Linked DNA regions of Homo sapiens: region 2 is linked to region 1. A link is an interaction called in ENCODE POLR2A ChIA-PET data of the cell type or tissue named here. Cell type or tissue: K562. All regions are shown on one strand. Each heading gives the region's core, and the rest is flanking DNA. Links, peaks and the distances in the headings are about the cores only. Region 1 overlaps ESYT1 (extended synaptotagmin 1). Region 2 overlaps SUOX (sulfite oxidase).

Region 1 (2,907 bases), core at 194-2,693:
CTCGACCCTGTCACACGACTCCTGATAGCCAGTTTGGGACTGAGGTGAGTCTATATCTGGAAAGGACTAGGGTCTGTTTGCCCCGCTAAGTATGCAAAGCCTGTTTCAGGGCAGATTCTGACAGGTCTCTCTCCCTTTGCCATCTGGCACCCCCCCGTCCCTTTTGCAGCATGTGCTTCGGATCCATGTATTAGAGGCCCAGGACCTGATTGCCAAAGACCGTTTCTTGGGGGGACTGGTGAAGGGCAAGTCAGACCCCTATGTCAAACTAAAGTTGGCAGGACGAAGCTTCCGGAGCCATGTTGTTCGGGAAGATCTCAATCCCCGCTGGAATGAGGTTTTTGAGGTCAGAATTGAGTGGCTGTGACTCCTGGTTCTGCCCCATTTTTCCCCCAATCCCAAAAGTGGTCCAGAAACCTCTGAGGTTCAGTTGACTGGGGGGTCCAGTCATTTGCAGAGGAAAAGGAGAGAATCTTTCATCTGCACTATTTTCTCCCACTAGGTGATCGTCACATCAGTTCCAGGCCAAGAGCTAGAGGTTGAAGTCTTTGACAAGGACTTGGACAAGGATGATTTTCTGGGCAGGTGAGAGCATAGGAGTCTACGTGAAAAACAGGCTGGGGCTCTTTAGGCCATGGAGTCTGGCCTCCTTGGTTCTCACCATCTAGCTTTTGTCTTAATCTTTCTCTTCAACAGGTGTAAAGTGCGTCTCACCACAGTCTTAAACAGTGGCTTCCTTGATGAGGTGAGCATTGAATTAGAGTCAACAACCCCTCCTGATCCTGCCCAAGCTTCATTCTCAAAGTTCTCCTGTCTGCATATCCCCAAGTCTTCACCCTGCCTACTTCCACAGTGGCTGACCCTGGAGGATGTCCCATCTGGCCGCCTGCACTTGCGCCTGGAGCGTCTCACCCCCCGTCCCACTGCTGCTGAGTTAGAGGAGGTAGGGCAGGAGACTTGAGGAAGGAAGGGACCCAAGGTGGGGCAGGATGAGCTCTTCTCTTAGCGTTCAAGGCACATGCCAGAACCCAAGGTGTCAGTTACCACTCCCCAGCCCCGTGTGCCCCTCCACAGGTGCTGCAGGTGAATAGTTTGATCCAGACTCAGAAGAGTGCGGAGCTGGCTGCGGCCCTGCTATCCATCTATATGGAGCGGGCAGAGGACCTCCCGGTGAGATCCCGCTCCCCATGCCCCATAACTTCCTGGCCCTTCTTCCACCTTCCTCCGGTTTGGATGGTCCTGGAGTATTTAGAATAAGAAAAATGGCCCCTCTCTTTCTGAGGGTAGTGCAGGGGTGGGAAAAGTTGTCTGTTCAAGGCCACGGGTAGTGGCTGCCAAGTAATAATGGAGACATGGCTGCTGGCTGTGGATATAATTTGTGAGGGGGATCTGCCTAACTAGGTCCAAATTTAAGACTAACACAGTATTGTCTTTCTAGCTGCGAAAAGGCACCAAGCACCTCAGCCCTTATGCTACTCTCACTGTGGGAGATAGTTCTCATAAAACCAAGGTATGAAGAAATGCTGCAGGGTAAAAATGGGAGGGATAAGAGAAATAAGAGTATCAGCTACTGATCATAAGCCCTCATCTCCACCAGACTATTTCGCAAACTTCAGCCCCTGTCTGGGATGAGAGTGCCTCCTTTCTCATCAGGAAACCACACACTGAGAGCCTAGAGTTGCAGGTACTGTAAATTCATTCTTCAAATATTTAGCAGATTTCTGCCATGGCCAGGCAGGAAACCAGGCACAGAGCATTCAGAGATGAGATAAAAGGTTGACTTTTTTTTTTTTTTTTGAGACAGAGTCTTGCTCTGTCGCCCAGGCTGGAGTGCAGTGGTGCTATCTTGGCTCACTGCAAGCTCCGCCTCCTGGGTTCACACCATTCTCCTGCCTCAGCCTCCCAAGTAGCTGGGACTACAGGTGCCCGCCACCACACCTGGCTAATTTTTGCATTTTTTTTAGTAGAGATGGAGTTTCACCATGTTAGCCAGGCTGGTCTCGAACTCCTGACCTCAGGTGATCCGCCCACCTCGGCCTCCCAAAGTGCTGGAAATACAGGTGTGAGCCACCGCACCCGGCCAAAAGATTGACTTCTTATCTTTATGGAGCTCACACTCTGTTTTGGGAGAAAAATAACCAGATGAAACTTTCAGAATGATAACTGAGGTAAAAGGCACTGTGGGGAAGAAAGGAAGGGTTCAGGCTGGGGAAAGGCTGGAGATAGAAAGGCATCCTTAGATGACCCCTGAGCTTGAGGGTAGATTTTTTTTTTTTTTTTTTGAGACTAGAGTCTCACTCTTATTGCCCAGGCTAGAGTGCAGTGGCGCAATCTCAGCTCACTGCAACCTCAGCCTTCCAGGTTCAAGCGATTCTCCTGCCTCAGCCTCCCGCGTACCTGGGATTACATGCGCGTGCCACCATACCCCACCAATTTTTAGTAGAGACGGGGTTTTGCCATGTTGGCCAGGCTGGTCTTGAACTCCTGACCTCAGGTTATCCATCCACCTCAGCCTCCCAAAGTGCTGGGATTATAGGTGTGAGCCACTGCACCCGGCCTTTTTTTTTTTAGACAGGGTCTTACTCTGTCGCCCAGGCTGGAGTGCCGTGGTGCAATCAGGGCTCACTACAGCCTCAACTCTTGGGCTCTAGCAATCCTCCTACCTCAGCTGGGATAACAGGTGCACACTACCACACCTAGCTAATTTTTGTATTTTTTTGTGGAGATGAGGTTTTACCATGTCATCCAGGCTGGTCTCGAACTCCTGGACTCAAGCATTCTGCCCGCCTCGGCATCCCAAAGTGCTGGGATTACAAGCGTGAGAACCGCGCCCCAGCCTAAGGGTAGATTTACTGGTTCTTTCGGACCACGAAAAGAAGAGCAGGAAAACTCTTTAGGCTGAGAAAA
Region 2 (2,907 bases), core at 324-2,823, 140 kb before region 1:
CTGTCTCTGAAGTGCTCCAAGTTTTCTCTAAGGGCCCATTTGGACTCCCACTCTCAAGACTCCTCACTTGCCCAGAAAGCTCCTTGCTGACCTTCTCTGTGTCTTCCTCTCACCCATTCCCTTAGGCCTCCCTAATATCCCCTCCCAGGGTCTCCCTATCTTGATCCCAGAATCTTCCTTCTACAGGTCTGCTACAATGCTGCTGCTGCACAGAGCTGTGGTCCTCAGGCTCCAACAGGCCTGCAGGTAGGCCAGCCCATCCCAGGACTTGCCTCCTAGCCCCTATCTGCCACCCTTAGTGTCTTTTACAATGTCATACCTTGCAAATAAGACAGTTGAGAGAGTGTGTCCAGGGAGGACAGAGAAAGCCAGATCCCACTTTTCCCACCTATCCCTGGAGAAACTAAGTTCCAACTTAAGGAACCAATGGCCAACCAGGGAGAAAGAAGTAGACCCCAAGCCTTCACTAGCCCTTTCACATGACCATACGTGCTACTAAGACCGACCTCTCTTCCAGACTCAAGTCAATCCCCTCAAGGATCTGCATTCAGGCCTGCTCCACAAATGATTCATTTCAGCCCCAGCGCCCCAGCCTCACCTTCTCTGGTGATAACTCCAGCACCCAGGGATGGAGAGTCATGGGGACCCTATTAGGTCTCGGTGCAGTGTTGGCCTATCAGGACCATCGGTGTAGGGTAAGTAGGGAAAGTGCTTCATTGTCAGAACAGACTGGGTGCAGTGGCTCACGCCTGTTATCCCAGCACTATAGGAGGCCAAGGTGGGTGGGTCACTTGAGGTTAGGAGTTTGAGACCAGCCTGGGCAACATGGCAAAACCCCATCTCTAGTAAAAATTAGCCAGGTGTGGTGGTACATACCTGTAATCTCAGCTACTTGAGAGGCTGAGACACAAGAATCACTTAAACCCAGGAGGCTAAGTCTGCAGTGAGCCAAGATCAAGATCAGGCCACTGCTCTCCAGCCTGGGTGACAGAGTGAGACTCCATCTCAAAAAAAAAAAAAAAATTGTCAGAATAAAGGAATCAGTCCTAGTAAACTCCACAGGCAACCCAGGCTGTGACCCATGTTCTTGTAGTTACCACAGAGTTCACAGTGACGCAGTCTTCATGCACAGTGGAGATGAAATCTGCTAATCTGCTACCTTCGCTTCCCAGTGGCCAACACCGTGGGTTGGGTCAGGGTGAGCTCAAGTGATTTCTTCTTATTCTTCTTCATTTTTTCTTTTTTTTTTTTTTGAGATGGAGTTTCACTCTTGTTGCCCAGGCTGGAGTGCAATGGCATGATCTCAGCTCACCACAACCTCCACCTCCCGGGTTCAAGTGATTCTCCTGCCTCAGCCTCCCAAGTAGCTGGGATTACAGGCATGCACCACCATGCCCAGCTAATTTTGTATTTTTAGTAGAGACAGGGCTTCTCCATGTTGGTCAAGCTGGTCTTGAACTCCCGACCTTATGTGATCCGCCCACCTCGGCCTCCCAAAGTGCTGGGATTACAGTTGTGAGTCACCACGCCCGACCAAGTGATTTCTTCTTAATAGTCTCTTCCCTTTTATCTTACTCCTTCCCTGCCAATAGGCTGCTCAGGAGTCAACACACATATACACTAAGGAGGAAGTGAGTTCCCACACCAGCCCTGAGACTGGGATCTGGGTGACTCTGGGCTCTGAGGTCTTTGATGTCACAGAATTTGTGGACCTACATCCAGGGGGGCCTTCAAAGCTGATGCTAGCAGCTGGGGGTCCCCTAGAGCCCTTCTGGGCCCTCTATGCTGTTCACAACCAGTCCCATGTGCGTGAGTTACTGGCTCAGTACAAGATTGGGGAGCTGAATCCTGAAGACAAGGTAGCCCCCACCGTGGAGACCTCTGACCCTTATGCTGATGATCCTGTACGTCACCCAGCCCTGAAGGTCAACAGCCAGCGGCCCTTTAATGCAGAGCCTCCCCCTGAGCTGCTGACAGAAAACTACATCACACCCAACCCTATCTTCTTCACCCGGAACCATCTGCCTGTACCTAACCTGGATCCAGACACCTATCGCTTACACGTAGTAGGAGCACCTGGGGGTCAGTCACTGTCTCTTTCCCTGGATGACTTGCACAACTTTCCCAGGTACGAGATCACAGTCACTCTGCAGTGTGCCGGCAACCGACGCTCTGAGATGACTCAGGTCAAAGAAGTAAAAGGTCTGGAGTGGAGAACAGGAGCCATCAGCACTGCACGCTGGGCTGGGGCACGGCTCTGTGATGTGTTAGCCCAGGCTGGCCACCAACTCTGTGAAACTGAGGCCCACGTCTGCTTTGAGGGACTGGACTCAGACCCTACTGGGACTGCCTATGGAGCATCCATCCCTCTGGCTCGGGCCATGGACCCTGAAGCTGAGGTCCTGCTGGCATATGAGATGAATGGGCAGCCTCTGCCACGTGACCACGGCTTCCCTGTGCGTGTGGTGGTTCCTGGAGTGGTGGGTGCCCGCCATGTCAAATGGCTGGGCAGAGTGAGTGTGCAGCCAGAGGAAAGTTACAGCCACTGGCAACGGCGGGATTACAAAGGCTTCTCTCCATCTGTGGACTGGGAGACTGTAGATTTTGACTCTGCTCCATCCATTCAGGAACTTCCTGTCCAGTCGGCCATCACAGAGCCCCGGGATGGAGAGACTGTAGAATCAGGGGAGGTGACCATCAAGGGCTATGCATGGAGTGGTGGTGGCAGGGCTGTGATCCGGGTGGATGTGTCTCTGGATGGGGGCCTAACCTGGCAGGTGGCTAAGCTGGATGGAGAGGAACAGCGCCCCAGGAAGGCCTGGGCATGGCGTCTGTGGCAGTTGAAAGCCCCTGTGCCAGCTGGACAAAAGGAACTGAACATTGTTTGTAAGGCTGTGGATGATGGTT

Evidence for each region. ChIA-PET counts read pairs that join two places held together with the same protein. Peaks named below come from ENCODE experiments on the same cell type or tissue, not always from the same donor. Only the 100,000 strongest peaks of a DNase experiment are listed, where the experiment ranks them.
Region 2: POLR2A ChIA-PET joins it to region 1 with 5 read pairs; 6 of 35 experiments call an interaction of 5 or more read pairs at or near these places.

What each region holds. Positions count from the first base shown.
Region 1 is chr12:56,137,330-56,140,236 of GRCh38, forward strand. ESYT1 (extended synaptotagmin 1) reads left to right here. Exons shown (of 31, transcript NM_015292.3): 17 at 1-44; 18 at 170-346; 19 at 503-585; 20 at 697-745; 21 at 854-943; 22 at 1,075-1,170; 23 at 1,439-1,510; 24 at 1,598-1,684. Among named protein-coding and RNA genes, the nearest start is that of ESYT1, 11 kb to the left of the region's middle. In K562, for the core only: no CTCF peak of the experiment used is centred there; no DNase peak of the experiment used is centred there.
Region 2 is chr12:56,002,026-56,004,932 of GRCh38, forward strand. SUOX (sulfite oxidase) reads left to right here. Exons shown (of 5, transcript NM_001032386.2): 3 at 187-246; 4 at 518-695; 5 at 1,593-2,907. The coding sequence starts at 197. Among named protein-coding and RNA genes, the nearest start is that of SUOX, 6.2 kb to the left of the region's middle. In K562, for the core only: no CTCF peak of the experiment used is centred there; a DNase peak (open chromatin) is centred at 1,625.